Linked DNA regions of Homo sapiens: all the other regions are linked to region 1. Evidence: chromatin contacts called from ENCODE Hi-C or POLR2A ChIA-PET data. All regions are on one chromosome and are shown on one strand. Each heading gives the region's core, a stretch centred on a gene start or an enhancer-like site at or near the end of the contact. The rest is flanking DNA. Distances are from core to core; before and after follow the strand shown.

Region 1 (2,808 bases), core at 1-2,500:
GAGGCGGAGTTTCGCTCTTGTTGTCCAGGCTGGAGTGCAATGGCGAGACCTCCGCCCACTGCCACCTCCGCCTCGCGGGTTCAAGCGATTCTCCTGCCTCAGCCTCCCGAGTAGCTGGGATTACAGGCGCGCGCCACCACACCCATCTAACTTTTATATTTTTAGTAGAGATGGAGTCTTACCATGTTGGCCAGGCTGGTCTCGAACTCTTGACCTCAGGTGATCCACCCGCCTCAGCCTACCAAAGTGCTGGGATTACAGGAGTGAGCCACCGCGCCCGGCCAGAGACCACTGTCATCTTAAGACAGAACGGGGAAAACGTCTAAGGACGAAATCAGCCTCTCTGAATCGAGGATGCTTATATGCTGCTTTTCCCATAGGCAACTCTAACTCTAAACAGAGTGCTTTAGAACACGTAATTTTAGCAATCTCTTTTACAAAGGGAAACATTCTCAAGCAATAAAGGGTTGAGGATAGCTGACTCAAGCAATGAAATAACTCACAAAGGTTCCAAAATGTGTTTCTTAAAAAGGTAACATCTATGCCTTTAGCTTTCCCTTAGCAGTCTTCATTCTGCATAAGAATTTGGTTTTTGGTTTAAGGAGTGAATTCACAACCAACTGGGAGGGGGAAAAAAGCAAAAGCGAGTTAAGTTGGAAGGCATGAATTCTAATCCAGGCTTTGCCAATGACCACCCCTACCACCATAAAACATTACTCAAATAATTAGCTCCTGTGTTAAGTACCTGGAATTACCGAGACCCCCCTCCCCCCGCCCCACTCAGCTCCCTCCCTCCTTCAAAGAGCTCGCAGTCTGGCCAACTCAAAAAAATACAGTATAAAAATAAGTGTGGCAGCCAAGTATCAGGCCCTACACCGATAGACAGAGATGGTATTTTAACACTCAACTTAAAGGCCTTAAAAATCAAAAAGTACACTTCTTTTCTTCTGATGACTGGTCAAAATGCAGGTCTAGGACAGGCGCTCCTCTAAATTTTGCTTCTTTACTGGCCGCCACCCCTACTCGGATGCAATCTGAACCTCCCGCCTCTCTGCCCGGAAATAAATTCAGTTACTTTTTTTCTTGGTGTCGCCAGCAGGTTCCTCTGTTCCCGGGGAAACTGCAGCGGAAGACGGGGGCTCCGGGGTGGTTGTTTCTGGGGAGACATCCGTAAGTCCTTCCCCTCCAGCAGCAATTGAAGTAGGAAGCTGCAACACAGACTGCGGCTCCTCCGCCATCTTGCTTGGAGACACTCGAGAGCGGAAGTAGCGACTGAGCGCGTGCAGTGGGCGTGCTTTTCTCCAGGGAGCGTCGCAAAGGAGGCGCCGGAGTAGGGGGACGCAATTACACAGTGAAACTTGGTGTTCCCGGCTAGTCATTCAAATCGAAGCTGTCGCAGACCTCTGAACGTTAGTAACGCAACATGTGTTTCTCCGCGACTACAGACCTCGGGAGAGGAGCGGTGGGCAACGTGTCTGTGCTCGGTCGAATGCGCACACTCCAGTTAGGCCGCTGGCTCGGACCTAGAAATGTTTCCGCTTTCCTTAGTGCCTGCCCCGCCCAGGCCCCGCCCCTTGGGCCCCGCCCGACGGCTCGGGAGCGCGCGCGGTCGCGTGCGGGAGGGGGCGGGTGGGGAAGGATCGCAGGCGAGATTACGAGGCGAGGCTCGCGCGCCCGCCCCCGCCCTGGCCCCCAGTGCCCACCCGGTCGGCCCGGCACAGCCATGATCAAGGCGATCCTAATCTTCAACAACCACGGGAAGCCGCGGCTCTCCAAGTTCTACCAGCCCTACGTGAGTATCCAGCCGCCGCTGATCCGGGCGAGGGGGAGTCGTTGGCGACGGGCAGCGCCCAGCGCGGCTTTCTCAGAGCGACCCCCTCCGGCGCGCTGCGGCCCTTGTCCCGTCCCGGCCGCCTGGCGCTCGCCAGCTGTCAGCCTCCTGGTGGGTGTGGACAGGGTGCCCACCTCCCTGCCGCGCGGTCAGCCACCGACGTGGCTTTGCCCGGGCGGTTCCTCCGCCCGTCGGTGGGCTGCATGCTTTCCTGGCTGCGCGGGCGAGGCCCTGGAGACTTCCCGGGGCCCGGCCCTCGCCGATCGGGCAGCCGCAGCCCAGCCGCGCCGCGGAGCCCTGCGCCCAGTCCCCAAGAGCCCACCCCGCGCGGCTGCCTTCCTGCCGCCCGCGGCTGCAGTTAGCCCGGGAGGAGGAAGACGGCGTGGAACTCGTTCTTCTCGCCCCCCTCCGCCGACTCCCATCCTTTCCAGGTGGACTTCTTTCTGTTCTTTGGACAGATGGGCTACCGTTTTTCACTGTGGTCCTCTCATAGCACAGGAACTTTGGCTTCCTGCGTTTGATAACTGCACGTTCTGTACAGTCTCTCTTCTGCATGTTTCGATACGTGACAGACTGCCCAGTGTGACTTTCAGGTGTCTCCTTATTGAAAAGGAAGATATGTGAGGACCTAATATTTTTATCAGGCTTTTTACCAGCTGGCTGCAAATTATTTACCCTCGAAGTAACCGGCGACGTTTGTAGTTGACTGATTGGAGCTGTGGTTCTATACCTAAAAGTTATGATTTCAGCTTCTGGTTTGGCATTTTTCCACGTATGGGAATTTGCCCTCATTTATAGTTTTTTTCTATTTATGAAGAATAGTAGCATTTGTAGAACTTCTCTTTTAACGTGTAAATACTGTTTAGTATGGACAAGTGCAGGAGGCATTAAGGTAGTAGAGATAAGTGATTTGTTGATGATCGAGGAAGGGTTTTATAGAGTTATGTGCTTACCTGAGGGCAGAATTCGCTAGCTGA
Region 2 (2,785 bases), core at 3-2,502, 3.1 Mb after region 1:
TACATAGTACATTTAGAAAATATAAAAACATTCTACATTCAAGATCCTTTCCTCTGAAGTCTTACAATCCAGCCCTAGGAAAAGGTCAAAATGTCCAAAGTGTGATACTCCAAGTATTCAAGCAGTAAAGATCTTCAACCATATTCAGTCCTTCTGTTCCCCTTCTTGGAATGCTTTTCCCCTGGCTGGATTCTTCTCATCTTTCAAATCTCAGAGATAGTTCATGACACCATTGAGCTATTTTCTACAGTAGCAACCCATTCCTTTCCTTCACTGCTTTTTTCCCAGTTTGTAATTACATATTTGATTGCTTGTTTGCTGGTTTATTATCCGTATCCAGTAAGAGAATACTCTACAAAAACATGAACTCCACTGCATTGTCAGTGATTACCAAAGCACTCAATAAACACCTGATAAATTAATGCACAGGTCTGGTGTTCCGAAGAAAGGTCTGAGCTAGACACACTGGGATATAGATGATAATTTACCATGAAAACTGATTTTATAAATTACCAGTGGGACGTATGTAGGGTTTGAAGAGAACCTAGAATGAACACCTGAAAAGGCCCTATATTTAGAGTTCTGGTAGGATAGGTAAAGGAGACTGTCTCTCTCCTCCAATCCACTTTATGCTTTTTAACTGTGATATAACTATGCCACTTAAATATGACTGTGTAACTATTTTACAAGTATTACTGTCATCACCCCTTACTTCCCCTATTGGACGCTTAAGTTTCTTGGAAACAGAACTGATGTCTGCTCATCCCATGATACGCTCAGCATATTGCAGGAAGTAAGGTTAGATAATCATGAACCTGGAAAAAGGGCTTCTTACTAGGTAGCTGTGCCTGGCATTTCCGAGATTTCCAACGTGCACCCGCCAACTCCGCCGCCCTAATCGCAGAGCTGCCCGAGCCGCCGACTCCCCGGCAGGGGGCGCCGCACCCTCCTCCGAAGGCCGCTGCCGGCTGCAGTCCCCGCCCCCAGCCCCGCGGTCACCTGCAGCGGGTGCACTCAGGCCTCCGCTCGGCCGGCTCCACCGGCAGCTCCCACAGCCCGTCCGCACTGTCGTCGTCCGCCTCTGCGCCCAGGGCAGCCGCCGCCGGCACTGCGCCGCCCTCCCGCCGCTCCTTGTCGTTCGGCGTCTGAGAGCTTGAGGCCCCAGAAGGCCGCGCAACGGGCTCCTGGAGTGTTCGTGCCTCTTTCTGCGACTCCATGGCGGACACTCCGGTCAGGCCGTGGCATTGAAGCCCGGCTGCCGCCGGGGGGCGCCACGCGCTGTAGAAACCGGCCCGCGCCGCGTAGCGCAATGCCCGCACGCCACGTACGGGGGGCGGGTCTCCGAAGCCCAGGCTGGAGGTCCCACCCTGCCGCTGGGAAGGAACGAGCCCATTGGTCCGTGCCCAGTGGGACCGTTCACCTAGAACTGGGTAGGCAAGTGTGGGCAGTGTTGGAGTGCTGGTGAGGTTAAGTAGCGTCATTGGGAGAGGTAAGGGAAACCTCCCCGAGAGGACCCCAGTACCAAGCCCGAATTTAACTCCTTTAAAAGTTAAAATAAAATGGAATTCTGCATTTTCCGCCTTGGGATGGCAGTTTAAGAATTTGCAGGATTTCCACGCGTGCATGCATCGCAGGTGCGGCAGCTGATGCACTTATTATTTAAAGGCCAACAAAGGAGAGGTTATATCCACTGGGAACTACTCACAGCTGGTCCGTTTCCTTATGTGAATTTCCTGCTCTTCTATGTCTTGTGCTAATAAGACATCAAGCATGCTATTTTACACTGGACACCAGATATTTGTTAAATTAGATTTTTAGATCGTCCCCGATCAGGAAGCAATAGGAGAGCTGGCCCGGGGTACCAATAGGTTTTATGTATGAGGAAACAAGCCCTAGAAAGGTAACGTTGCCCAGGTATTTAACAACTACTGGATACGGCGGTATATAGCACAGCAGCTGTTTTTTAAAAGCCAAAATGAAATCTATGTTAGAATGAAGGCAGAAATACTATTTACCCAAAATGGGTATCGAATTCCTTTTGTTTATTAATGCTTTGTGTTACTTCCAGCAATACACAACATTAAAACAGAATTAAGCTTGGTTTTGATCAATCATGTGAATTAAGCTTAGGAATCACAGTTGTCTTAACTCTATAGTTGTAATAGATTAAATGTGAGGCAAAGTAGACAACACAGTAATAGAGCAAATACTGTATTTCTTAAAATGTTTATTTCACATTAGATTTTTCAGTCATCTTAAAATCAAGTTTGTGAATAAAATACCGTGCTGTTTTCAACTATCCTACGTTCTTTCCCCCCGGAAACAGCACCTCTCTTTTCCTTTGGAGCGTCCTATGTGAGGGATAGAAAAAGGCTGAAACACCCACCTGGTGATGGACGTAGAGTGGGAGAAAGAACTAGCAATTATGCCATTTGGAATCGGAGGATAAACAAAATCCAGAAACTGTAGGAAAGGAGATGAATCAGAAAATTCATCTTGTCTGTAGATTTAGGTTGGGGAACCAATTCTTTAACTGCCAAAATTAAATTCTCATGTGACTTATCTTTAAACGAAAGGAAGCTGCTCATCTTTAATTTCAAGAGGTGAAATGTGCTCAAGTCCTCTAAGGTCCCTTGAGACTCCCAATTGTGTGGTGTGAGAAGACAGATGATAAGGAAAAAAAAAAAAACTTTTTATCTAAGGAATGCGAGCAGTCATGTCTCACTCTCCCTTGAGCTAAATAATTACCTCTTGAAGGCACTTGCTATGCAGGCCCTAGACTGAC
Region 3 (2,500 bases), core at 1-2,500, 3.7 Mb before region 1:
TTCTTTCTTTTATAGAAGTAGGCTTCAAAGAAACAACGAAAGGTGCTAAAACTGGTCTCTGGATGAATCTCTGCTAGGACTTAGAGAAACATGGAGACCTAGTTGTTATCATACAACTTGTCTTGCTGCCACTTGTCCTGTCCCTTCAAGGAGTTATGGTTATCAGGAAAAAAGCCAATTAACAAACTCTGCTTAATTTTTGTGGTGATAATTAATCAACTCTAAGATTTCAGCATAAAATCCCAACACCTTGCCCTGTGTGACAAGACCCTAAGTGCCTTGCTCCTGCCTGGCTCTCCAGCTGCATCTTGTCACTCTACACTCCTTACTCGACTCCAGCCACACTGGCCAAGGCCTGCTGTCTCCAGATCTTGCATAACCGCCTTCACACATCTGCTCGGAGTTCACTTCCAGTCTTCCTATTCCTAGCCCCATGAGCTACTGAACACTTGAAATGTGTCTAGTCTGAACGGAAATGTGCTGGAAGTATAAAATATACACCGGATTTTTATGACTTAGTAGATATAAAAGAAATATCTTATTAATAATCTCATATTGATTGCCTGTTGAAATATTTAAAATATGTTGGGTTATTATTAAAATTAATTTGATCTGTTTCTTTTTACTTTTTTTTTTTTTTTTTTGAGACGGAGTTTCGCCCTTTTGTCCAGGCTGGAGTCAAGTGGCATGATCTCGGCTCACCGCAACCTCCACCCCCACCCCGCCCGGGTTCAAGCCATTTCTCCTGCCTCAGCCTCCCAAGTAGCTGGGATTATAGACGCCCGCCACCAAGCCCAAGTAATTTTTGTATTTTTAGTAGAGACGGGGTTTTGCCATGTTGGCCAGGCTGGTCTTGAACTCCTGACTTCAGGTGATCACCTGCCTCAGCCTGCCAAAGTGCTGGGATTACAGGCATGAGCCACCGCGCCCGGCGTTCTTTTCACATTTTATGTGGCAATTGGAAAATTTAAAATTACACTCATGGCTCACACTGTTTCCATCGGACAGCGCTACCCTATGGCATGACCCTCTTTTGCTGCCCTCCTGGCACTTACATTGTAGAATTTCAGCATCCGGGCTCACTTGGTCAGTGGCCTACTCACCCAAGCAGAATGTACCACAGAAACCTTGCCTGGCTCACCCACACCTGATTCCCAGGCACTCAGGCCAGGGCCTGGAGCATAGTAAGTGCTGACTAAATATCTTTCGAATGAATGACTCTACTCTTCCTCAGCTGGACTCATGAATTCTGTCGGGTCCCAAAATACGTGGTCTAAAGTCCTTTGGGCTCCTGCCGCTGCCAGCACTGATCATATGCTCTTGACCCTGGTCGGGTGGGGGGATGTCTGGATACCTCCTCTGTGGAAAGAACTGGCCACACATCCGCAGAGGTGACTCGGGCTGAGAACCCAGGCTCCTCCTCCCTTTGGTGACACGCCCCTCGGTCCCTCACTGGCACTTCTCCCTCCGGCCACACGGCGGCGTCTCGCCATAGCGCAGCGGCCGATGGTACAGCCCGCTCCCCCCTCGCGCTCTCGGACAGTGGGTCCTTCCACTTGTAGAAAAGCATTGTGGGACGGAAGCCTGTCCTTTCTTCCTTTTGGTGCGAGCTTGCTGTGGTTTTTGCTCTGGGTCCTCTGGGATGGCGCCTGGCTGTGGCCGCGTGGTCTCTCACGCAGGGGCGCCGGGCGGGGGAACGCGGCCACCCTGAGTCTGGTGAGTCGACTGCGGCGGCCTGTGTCCGAAGTGTCCGGGGCCGTGAACAAGGGCAGCGGCCTGGCCTCAGGCCTGCGTTCCCACGTTTGGAAACGGGGAGCTTCGTCGATTTGTGTTTACATCATCGACTATGCCAGGGAGTTCTCCAGATAAGCCTGGTTTTATTTTCGTCAGTGAAAAGGCCTTACCGTATAACTGACTTTATGCTTGCCCTGCCCCCGTATAAAATAACTTAAAAGCAGCGTGCCTGGTTACAGCTGTTTCCACGTGCGGTGCTCGTCGGGAGTGATCACCTACCCTACAGGTGAGTTTTCACGTTCGTGCAAGACCAGTCGCCATTTAAAACGCATCGCATTTCACTTTTCATTATTAAGTCGGATTTTAAATCGTGAGAAAATTTCTCTGAAATGTATTGTCCGTTTTTAGGCTGTAATCGGCATTACTGTCAGCCAGTCAGCAACCTTATGCCATAAAGCCTACCTCACGCAGTGTCAGCCTTTGTGTTGCCCATTCACTTTGGAAACTAGTGAATGTGGTGTCAAAAAAGGCGTAAATTAAACGCTTTGCAGCCTTTTCCTGCCCTTAAATTTGATACCTTTGGTGTAGGAGCTGCATAAGTAACAGTTGCTGCTTTTACGTTTCCACGCGTGATCTTGACCCTGCTAGCCTTAAGTGTATGGTTTCTCTTAGCCAGTTCTAATTTTTGTTCAGGTGGAAGATGGATGCCTGAAGTGTAGACTGCTGCTAGCTGAATACCATCTGGGAGCATAAAGGTGACCTGAAG
Region 4 (2,838 bases), core at 195-2,694, 4.7 Mb before region 1:
TCCCCTCTCCCCTCTTTTTTAATTTAAAGAACATTTACAAATAATTAGCAACTTGTTCACTTTTAAGTCATACCAAAAACATGGCTGAAAATGTGCACTGCTATTGAGAAATCCGGGGTACAAATGAAAATACAAGTAAGTACAACATGTCAAGGACTAAATAACAAGCTCTCATTCTGTTAGCATCTGCCCCTTAATGATCTTAACATCCAAAGTGTTTGAGGCTTTGTGCCAAGAACTATAAAATAAATCAAGATTTTTTTTGTTCAAGAATGTATGAGTCAGGTATTCAAATTAGCTAACAAGTGACTTTTGTTTCATAATAATTACATTTTAGAACTGGAAGGAACCCGAGAGAGTACACTGATCTGTGTAGAGACAGACCCTCTTTATCTCTTTCAAGTACATTTACATTAGTAAATATACCCTTTTTATCCCTCTCAAGTACTAGTATAGTTACGTTAGTCACTCGACCCAAACCTTAATAGGCTGCCAAAACGTTTTCATAAACGAAATGAAATGGAAATAAAACAGTAAGAGAAGAGGTTATTCCATATGTTGAACTTTGGTCCTGGGCTCTAAGCTCACCACTGTTTTAGTTAATGTTCACATGCTCAGAGATTGTTCCCCAAACCTACATCTTGGTAAGGCAGCTGGCTCCTGAGGAGTGAGGCGTCTTGACACCCACTTCACTGGAATCAGTCTCCTTCAGCATCCTAAGGCACTCAGCTCTAATGAACTGCCCGGACTCCCGTTTGCATTATGATAAGCTCCTCTTTAGAACCTCTACTGTCTGCTTTTGACAGCCGACCTCAAGGAATACTGACTTAATCCAGGAATCCCAATAACATTTAATATTTATCTTCCTTTTCTGGGAGGAATCTACACTTATCCAAGTTGCCCAAGTGAGCAGTTCCCTCCCCACAAGTAATTAGTTCTACTCCCCAGAGGGTCTGTGAGTGAATCCCTCTGTCAGTTTTGAAATGTCCCATTATAGTTTTCATCTGTAAATATGTCAATATGTATCCAAAAGATGAGGATCTTTAAAAACGTAATCATAATGCTACTATCATATGTAAAAATGAAACATAATTCCTTAATATCATCAGATATCCAGTGTTTAAATTTTTCCAGTCTCATGTTTTTGTACATTTTTAAATAATCACATGTTTAAATCGTTTCCATCTCCAAGGCGTCGACCTCCCCTCCATTCTCCTGGGCGTCGCGCTTCCCTCTTTGTTTCCCGCCCTTGCGGTTCTGTCGGAACCTAACGAGCTTCCTTCCACCGCAAAAGAGCTGGAGAACAATGCTAGGCAACGTGCTGGAGACCTTGGCCCTCGGAACCCAAGTCACGCCTCCCATGTGAGCTCTGGAGGGAGAACTTTATGTGTTGCACTGAGGGCAGTCTCCGGAAACGCGATTCGCAGCGGGCGCCGGAAGCGGTGTTGTGTCTGCAGCTCTGGCAGAGGACTGTTCCACTAGACACGCTGAAGGGACTGGGTACGTGTTTTCCTTCAGGACCAGAGCTGAGAGGAGCTGGGATCGCGGCGGCAATGGAACGGGCCTCAGAAAGGCGCACGGCCAGCGCGCTTTTTGCGGGGTTCCGGGCCTTGGGACTTTTCAGCAACGACATTCCACACGTGGTGCGGTTCAGCGCGCTCAAGCGCCGGTTCTATGTAACAACCTGCGTGGGCAAGAGTTTCCACACCTATGACGTGAGTGACTTCTTTTGTTAGCTTCCCAGGAAAACCACCCTCCTTGGCCTCTAACTCTGTCCTGGAGCAGTCCGGTTCTCCCTTCCCATTTACCACGGGCTTCCCTTCTTTAACCCCTCCCTGTCCTATTAATATTTCGCCATCCGGTCACGTCCACGTGCTGATTTGGCACTTGCAGTCCTCCTGGGGCGTGTTTCAGAGGCAGCCTGGCCAAGGGGAAACTGCTAGAGAACATCTCAGTTGTATGGCAGTAATATTTGTTCAGTGAATATTTATTGACCTTCCCTTGAAGGTGGAAACATAATTAAGACAAACCTCTACCTCTTGCATTCTTAATGAGAGAGAAAAACATGCACGCTATTACGTTATTGGTGACACGAGCTGAGTTAGAAATTCACTCTAGGTAGAATACATTGGGAGAACCGGAGATGGTGAGATTAATTACCGTTAGGGAAAATATCTAATAGCAATCAGTTATTTTCAACTAACGCAAAGTGTCTGGCACTGTCACTCTAAGCCTTGCAGCCGTTTCTTTGCAACATAGGTGTCATTATACCGTAGCACCTTTATATAATCTATTAAAGTAAATTTCAGATAAATCACTTGTTAGTGATGATTTTTTCTCCTATAACAGTTCATCGATCATTGTAATAGTGTCTCTTGTTTACTTGTTTCTTTTGTCTTCTCCGAAAGAATGTAACCTCTGTGAGAACAGAAACCTTGATGAGGAGGATGATAATAGTCAGTGTTAATTAAGTACTTTCTTTTCTGGAAAACAGGTAGAGTTGTCTCTCTTGGAGGATTGTGAATATCAAATGGCTTATTAGCAAAAAGAGCTGGGAGGTAGGAACTAGTTGAGTTAGTGGAAAAGGAAAGTGAGGGCAGAGCTGAGGTGAAGAGCAATTGGGTTTCTCAGAGTCTGAGCTGGTAATGGAGACAGGGTGGGTTAGAACCATATTAATCATGTGAAAGTATTTAGTGTTACCATTCTCTGCACTTGTTCCTTGCTTGCTAACTTTTGCTTTTGCTGGTTAATGTTTTCTTCCTTGAAATGTAATTTTTCTGAGTTTATTACTGAAATAACTCTTGAAATCTTGTCTTTGGTACAGTGTCTTTCCTGACA
Region 5 (2,700 bases), core at 32-2,531, 4.1 Mb before region 1:
CGAATAACCATTTTCTGTGGTTAAGATAAGTTACATGCAAATTATTGTTAACTACTGGGATTTCTGAAAGAGCTTTCCAAGTGGCCTATAGGCTTAACTAAGGGACAAAGGAATCCCTGGTACTTGGCTTTGCAGAGTCCTGGGCTATTCTTAGTGTTTGGTTCATCTTTAAATTGCATGAGTTCAAAAGGTTTAGCAACTTAAAAGTAGAACCAAGTGATAAAAATAGATTGTTTTCTGGCTGCTCTTTGTTCCCAGACATACTACTGGCAGTATATTTGCAATCAAGACGACAGAATAGGAATCAGCCTTCCACCGTGTAGTGTAATGCCTCAGAGTGGATATTTTTGGAAATGGCACTGCATTACATAACCTTCCGTGTTTAAAAAAAAAAAAAAAACCCTACACGGCGGGGGGGGTGGGGGGAGTCAGGAATATACACCATTCTGTCCTTCTCCCTAAACCAAATAAACATTAATGTACATACTGCTGCAGTGATTTACCCTCAACCTTTATATTATCAGAAGACCGCTCTTTTGTTAACACAGTTATGACAAAAATTAAGATGAATGGAGAAACTAAAAGTTCTCAAAAAGGGTATCATTCGCTCTTAGAGTTTTCCTATAATGTTATTATAGATACACATAAATGCACATCAGATTATTATAATCACCAAGAAAAAAACAGTCATTTATTTTTAAGGCCCTCCCCGCCAAAGTTCAACTGCTTTATAAGAAAATGCAGAAAAAAGTGCTGCAAGATCGAATGCCTAAGAAGACCCTCGGAAGCAGCAGCATTGAAAGAGTAATCAAGTGTAAGGGCGGAGGGACACAAATTCATTTTATAAAAAGGGAGGAAAAGCTTGCATGCACCAAAGTGCATTTAATGCAAAGAAACACAACAGTTTCTAACAAGGCTTTAGGAGCAAGAAGAACAAAATTAACCACACCAACAAGCACAAAACCCCACCCCTTCCCAAAAGAATTCATTTCTCCCTCCGAACTTGTGCATTTTAGAAAAAACCCAAGTTAAATTCCAGCCTGAATGCAGCACAACCAAAATGCCAGAATTTCTCCAAGGTACACGCTTCAGCTCTTTAAAATTTAGAGGGAAGAAGCATGAACTCTGCAGGGTTGAAGGGTCCAGCTAAGAGCAACGGCAAGGAATCGACACAAAAGAGAAACCAGCGCTCCCAGCCGGGGATAGGAATGGCATATACTTACAGACAAAAGCCCCGCTCCCTGTTCACTCTCTCTCCTCTCTACACCTGAAACACAAATGTGGTTGAAAAAGGGCAACATGCTAGAAAGACAGATTGGGGGGGGAGGGGGGATTGGGGGAGGGAGGGGGAGGGGAAAGGGGTGGAGGAAGAGGAGGGAGGAGGGGGAAGGGAAACAAAACCCAAACCGGCTTCACTTCCAAGAAGTGCAGCCTTGGAAAAAGGAGGAGGAGATCATCTCCCTGCCTCGCGCTCTCTCTCCAAGAGTGTGTGTGTCTCTCTCTTTCTCTAAGAGTCTCTCTCTCTCCCTTTCCCTCTCTCTCCCGCTAGGGTGCTAGTGAACAATGAGCTAATTCTGATGGAGCTGGCGCGGAGCCAGCGCCCCAGCCTTGCTGCCACTGTGCAGCCGCCTAGGAGCCAGACTGCTTACTCGGCAGGAATCGGCGGCTCTGGGCCCCGTCGGCGAGCGGCCAACAGGCGCGCGCGCCCCGACACCCCGCACCCGCGCCCCGGGCGCCCCGCTCGCCGCGCCGTCCCCACTGCACCGCGCGGCGCCCCGGGGAGACAAAGCGGACCCGCAGCTCTGCGCCCCGGCCCCGCCCCGGGAGCACGGCGCGCGCAAATCCCCGGCCTTCCTCCCCGCCCCCGGCCAGCCTCTCCGCCTCGACGTGCGGTTGCTTTTCAGACAAATAAGGAGGTGGAGGAGGCGGTTTGGGGGCGCGCCAAGCGTGAAGGCGGCCAGGGTGCTGCACAGCCCGGCGGCCCGCCAGGGCCGTGGGGAGAGGCGGCGCGGCCCGTACTGTAATAATAAACCTGCAGCAGAGGGCATCTGAGGAAAAGAGGACGGCGACGGGCGGCAGCCGCCTTCCTTTTATGTGCCTGTCCTGAGCGAAGCAGAAAATGGTGCCTGCGGCGGCGCGGAGCCGCGCTCAGACACACAAAGAGTCCGCGAAGGATGCATTTGCACACGGCCTCGGGTCGGACCCTGCCCCTCAGCTGGGTACGCGCGCCCCACTCCCTTCCGCGGGGAAGCCCGGGGCGGGGAGCGCCCCTGAAGGCCGGGCCCAGAGGTCCTGTGGCTGCGCGTGCACACACACACGTGCACACAGTCACACGCGCACAACCAGCCAGAGCTGCGGCCTGGCGTGATCGGCCCAAGACATACTCCCCTGGTGCTTCCTTCTCCTTCCCTATACGCTCCCCCACTGCCTGCCCGTCTGAAATTGTACTTTTTAAAATCGAGGATTGCTTTAAAAAATAAAGTGCTTTGCCATTTCTGATTTTTGTAAACTCGTCGTTCTTATTTAAAATCTATCTTTTCATAGTAATGTAATAGCTCAAAATTTTGCAACAAACTCAAATAAACTGGTTCTGTTGCCAATAAAGCAGGATATCATTTTATGGTAACTCTCAGATGTCACAGGAGAAGATTATTTCCTAATTAAATTGCCTTTCCAAGAAAAAAAGATATAAAGGATCAT
Region 6 (2,856 bases), core at 175-2,674, 3.2 Mb after region 1:
AAGGAAATAAATTTACTAGTACTCGTCCCACCCTAGTATTATTATAGTTTGAAGTCTTCATACTACAACAAAAGGGGGAGTTTCTTTATTTTCTTTTCTCTCTTTTTTTTTTTTTTTTTTGACTTTCTCTCTTGTTGCCCAAGCTGGAGTGCAATGACACGATCTTGGCTCACTGCAACCTCCGTCTCCCAGGTTCAAGCGATTCTCTCGCCTCAGCTTCCCAGTAGCTGGGATTACAGGCGCGTGCCACCATGCCAGGCTAATTTTTTAATTTTTAGTAGAAACTGGGTTTCACAATGTTAGCCAGGCTGGTCTCGAACTCCCAACCTCAGGTGATCCCCCCGCCCCCACCTCGACTTACCAAAGTGCTGGGATTACAGGCGTGAGCCATCGTGCCTGGCCTATTGGAGAGTTTTGAGGGTTGTTTGTTTTGAGACGGGATCTCACTCTGTCACCCAGGCTGGAGTGCAACGGGGGTCTTGGCTCACTACAACCTCTGCCTCCCGGGTTCAAGTGATTCTCCTGCCTCAACCTCCCGAGTAGCTGGGATTACAGGTGGGAGCCACCACGCCCGGCTAATTTTTGTATTTTTAGTAGAGAAGGGGGTTTCACTATGTTGGCCAGGCTGGTCTCGAACTCCTGACCTCGTGATTCACCCTCCTCGGCCTCCCAAAGTTCTGGAATAATAGGCGTGAGTCACCGTGCCTGGCCTATTTGGAGAGTTTCTATACACATTCATGCAACATTTACAGAACACCCTGAATGGGTGGGACTGGTGCGGTGCTAGACATTAAGGACAGACTTGTGTCCTGTTCCTCTGTATTCCAAAGAGGCTTACGGTATACAGGGGGAGACATATAAACAGATGTTTGTCAATTATAATACAAAACTTGTGTCAAAATACAATGAGAGTTGAATCTCAGTTTGTAGCTGTGACTCTGATCATTCTGGAATTCCTAGGTTCTTTTCCAAAACAAACGCTCAATGCAGGGCTGGTGTGTTGTTATTACCAGCACTATTTCAAATCACGTGTTAAGATAACTTAGGCTAAGAAAATACCACTTTCCTACTTGTCAAGTGTTCGAGCCTTTCAAAAACCATCCCGTTTAGGGACTTGGAAACACGCGCAAGGCTGGAGAAACCATTAAGCTGCTAACGTAGACGTTTCAAGGGTCACATTTACTCAAGAGACACTCAGGTCGCCCGGGGGAGCGGTGCATATTGGGACTTGTAGTCCTACCAGAACCGAGGAAACTGCAACTCCCTTTAGGATGCACTTCTCCCCTTTAAATTTTCTGGCCCAACAGTTAGATGACGCCCTAACCTAAAGCACAACTTACCACATCTCACTCATTCTGGGTTCATCAGGCTTCTGCCAGGCTTATCAGGTTCAAGCTCAAACGCACGGCGTTCTCCTGTAGAAGCCTCAAAGAGATTGGCTTATTCTCGGTGGTGGGCGGAGCCCTAGGTGGACCGGGGGTCGGGATTGGCCAGTTTCTGACTAGAAGAGGCGTTTTTATGTTCACTTGCTGATACGCACGCTGTGGTAAAAAAGTGAATTCTTTACCACAGTAGCAGCTGCCCCGAGCGAAGTCTCGCGATATTTCGGCCGCAGGGATCCAGAGGCGCGTAGTGAGTGGCGGAGGACTGTGGGGGTGGCGGGCACCGGAGCCGGGAAGGGACAGGTCAGGCGGGGAGTGCGAGCGCGTACTGCTTGCGCCACTCGGGCTGGGTCAGGAGCGGCTGCCCGAGGTCCAGAGGAAGTGTGTGGACAGCGCGGCCTTCCTGGCCGGTGAGTCGGCCCCGGGTCGTGGCCGGTGAGGGGACCCTGAGCTTCACCTGGGCTAGCGCGGGGAGTGACAGGTGCGCGAAGGAGCGCGGCGCTCCGCCCTCTCGCCGACCCGCCCCCTCCGGGCCTCGCCCTCCGGGGCTCGGGATGAGTCGCGGGCCCCAGCTGAGCGGCTCCGGCTCCAGGCGCCTGTCGCTGCTTCTGCCGTCGCCACCGAAGAGCGGCCGCCGCCCCTGAGGGAAGGAGGGAGGGAAGCAGCCGCTGACCCGTGGCATGAGCTGGATGCGGTGTCCGTTGCAGGACTAGGGCGCCGACATGAACCTGCACCAGGTGCTGACCGGGGCTGTGAACCCTGGCGACCACTGCTTCTCCGTGGGCAGCATTGGCGACCAGCGCTTCACGGTGAGTGAGGGAGGCCCTCGCGTCGCCCGTGGCCCGGCCTTTGCCCGTCATTCTGGGCCGAGCTTGGCCCAGAACGACGGGCAGAGGCGCGAGGTCTTGTCTCCCCAGGGGGGTCCTTACCACCCAGAACCCAGCAGACCTGGCCCTTGAGAACTAAGGAAGCAAAACCATGTCGGTCAGTGAGGTACTGTATGGAGCCTGAACTCAAGTTAGAATATTTTGTAGGATTTTTAAAGTTTTTGGTCTGTCTGCCTTGGGCCAGGGTGCTTTGCCAAAGTCGTTTGTTCAAAAATCTTTGTTGAGTAACGAGTTGGGGGCTTTTTTATACCATTCTATAGGTTCAAATTGTCAAATTTAGGAATAGTGGAGATTGGTTTCATTTTGTATTCTAAGTTAAGGTCAAGTATCTTTGTAGTTAAAAAGTGGGTGTCTCAAAACAATTACCAATTGTTTGCCATCAACAACTAGCCTTGAGAACAGTGTTTTTCATTTATTTTCTTTTCTAATTCCCTGAGAAATAACTTCGGAAAGAAAAAAAAGCCTTTTCATTTTTAAAAATATTTCTTGGATATTTTACAATAACCTGGTAATCCCAGGTTAAGGTTGCTTAACTTGCTTTTCATTGGTCACATATTGACAAGAAGAGGGCACCAAATTTCGGGCTA

The links. A loop is a pair of places that touch in the nucleus more often than their neighbours do. ChIA-PET counts read pairs that join two places held with the same protein, here RNA polymerase II (POLR2A). Pooled maps may share reads with other maps.
Region 2: a loop to region 1 is called in a map of naive thymus-derived CD4-positive, alpha-beta T cell, with 6 times the contacts of the local background. The contact joins the promoter of DTWD2 here to the promoter of ATG12 in region 1. A Hi-C loop is called at or near these places in 1 of 168 maps with a recorded cell type or tissue (naive thymus-derived CD4-positive, alpha-beta T cell) and 11 of 50 pooled maps. POLR2A ChIA-PET finds 5 or more read pairs at or near these places in 1 of 52 experiments (MCF 10A).
Region 3: a loop to region 1 is called in a map of naive thymus-derived CD4-positive, alpha-beta T cell, with 15 times the contacts of the local background. The contact joins the promoter of EPB41L4A-AS1 here to the promoter of ATG12 in region 1. A Hi-C loop is called at or near these places in 2 of 168 maps with a recorded cell type or tissue (CD4-positive, alpha-beta memory T cell and naive thymus-derived CD4-positive, alpha-beta T cell) and 9 of 50 pooled maps.
Region 4: a map of CD4-positive, alpha-beta T cell shows a loop between it and region 1 (10-fold over the local background). The contact joins the promoter of WDR36 here to the promoter of ATG12 in region 1. A Hi-C loop is called at or near these places in 3 of 168 maps with a recorded cell type or tissue (CD4-positive, alpha-beta T cell, gastrocnemius medialis and naive thymus-derived CD4-positive, alpha-beta T cell) and 11 of 50 pooled maps.
Region 5: a map of naive thymus-derived CD4-positive, alpha-beta T cell shows a loop between it and region 1 (14-fold over the local background). The contact joins the promoter of NREP here to the promoter of ATG12 in region 1. A Hi-C loop is called at or near these places in 1 of 168 maps with a recorded cell type or tissue (naive thymus-derived CD4-positive, alpha-beta T cell), 1 of 37 single-sample maps with no recorded cell type and 10 of 50 pooled maps.
Region 6: a loop to region 1 is called in a map of CD8-positive, alpha-beta T cell, with 11 times the contacts of the local background. The contact joins the promoter of DMXL1-DT here to the promoter of ATG12 in region 1. A Hi-C loop is called at or near these places in 5 of 168 maps with a recorded cell type or tissue (CD4-positive, alpha-beta memory T cell, CD8-positive, alpha-beta T cell, naive thymus-derived CD4-positive, alpha-beta T cell and 1 more) and 14 of 50 pooled maps.

What each region holds. Positions count from the first base shown.
Region 1 is chr5:115,840,315-115,843,122 of GRCh38, forward strand. ATG12 (autophagy related 12) reads right to left here and starts at 1,251. Exons shown (of 4, transcript NM_004707.4): 1 at 1,076-1,251. The coding sequence starts at 1,238. It overlaps AP3S1 (adaptor related protein complex 3 subunit sigma 1), which reads left to right and starts at 1,621. Exons shown (of 6, transcript NM_001284.4): 1 at 1,621-1,792. The coding sequence starts at 1,724. RefSeq lists enhancers at 114-614, 618-1,519, 908-1,207, 1,218-1,267, 2,258-2,467 and silencers at 1,498-1,877, 1,978-2,167.
Region 2 is chr5:118,987,295-118,990,079 of GRCh38, forward strand. It overlaps DTWD2 (DTW motif tRNA-uridine aminocarboxypropyltransferase 2), which reads right to left and starts at 1,253. Exons shown (of 6, transcript NM_173666.4): 1 at 1,000-1,253. The coding sequence starts at 1,217. RefSeq lists a silencer at 837-1,166.
Region 3 is chr5:112,159,276-112,161,775 of GRCh38, forward strand. EPB41L4A-AS1 (EPB41L4A antisense RNA 1) reads left to right here and starts at 1,251. Exons shown (of 3, transcript NR_015370.2): 1 at 1,251-2,020; 2 at 2,428-2,500. SNORA13 (small nucleolar RNA, H/ACA box 13) reads left to right here and starts at 2,210; the gene lies at 2,210-2,342. It also overlaps a transcript of EPB41L4A not described here. RefSeq lists enhancers at 1,118-2,317, 1,136-1,345, 1,218-1,950, 1,726-1,825, 1,846-1,895 and 1 more.
Region 4 is chr5:111,090,904-111,093,741 of GRCh38, forward strand. It overlaps WDR36 (WD repeat domain 36), which reads left to right and starts at 1,445. Exons shown (of 23, transcript NM_139281.3): 1 at 1,445-1,715. The coding sequence starts at 1,554. RefSeq lists an enhancer at 1,295-1,734.
Region 5 is chr5:111,755,913-111,758,612 of GRCh38, forward strand. NREP (neuronal regeneration related protein) reads right to left here and starts at 1,282. Exons shown (of 4, transcript NM_004772.4): 1 at 1,224-1,282. RefSeq lists an enhancer at 482-1,039 and silencers at 1,633-2,032, 2,053-2,412.
Region 6 is chr5:119,069,466-119,072,321 of GRCh38, forward strand. DMXL1-DT (DMXL1 divergent transcript) reads right to left here and starts at 1,425. Exons shown (of 3, transcript NR_134250.1): 1 at 1,341-1,425. DMXL1 (Dmx like 1) reads left to right here and starts at 1,622. Exons shown (of 44, transcript NM_001290321.3): 1 at 1,622-2,191. The coding sequence starts at 2,105. RefSeq lists silencers at 1,389-1,468, 1,779-2,058.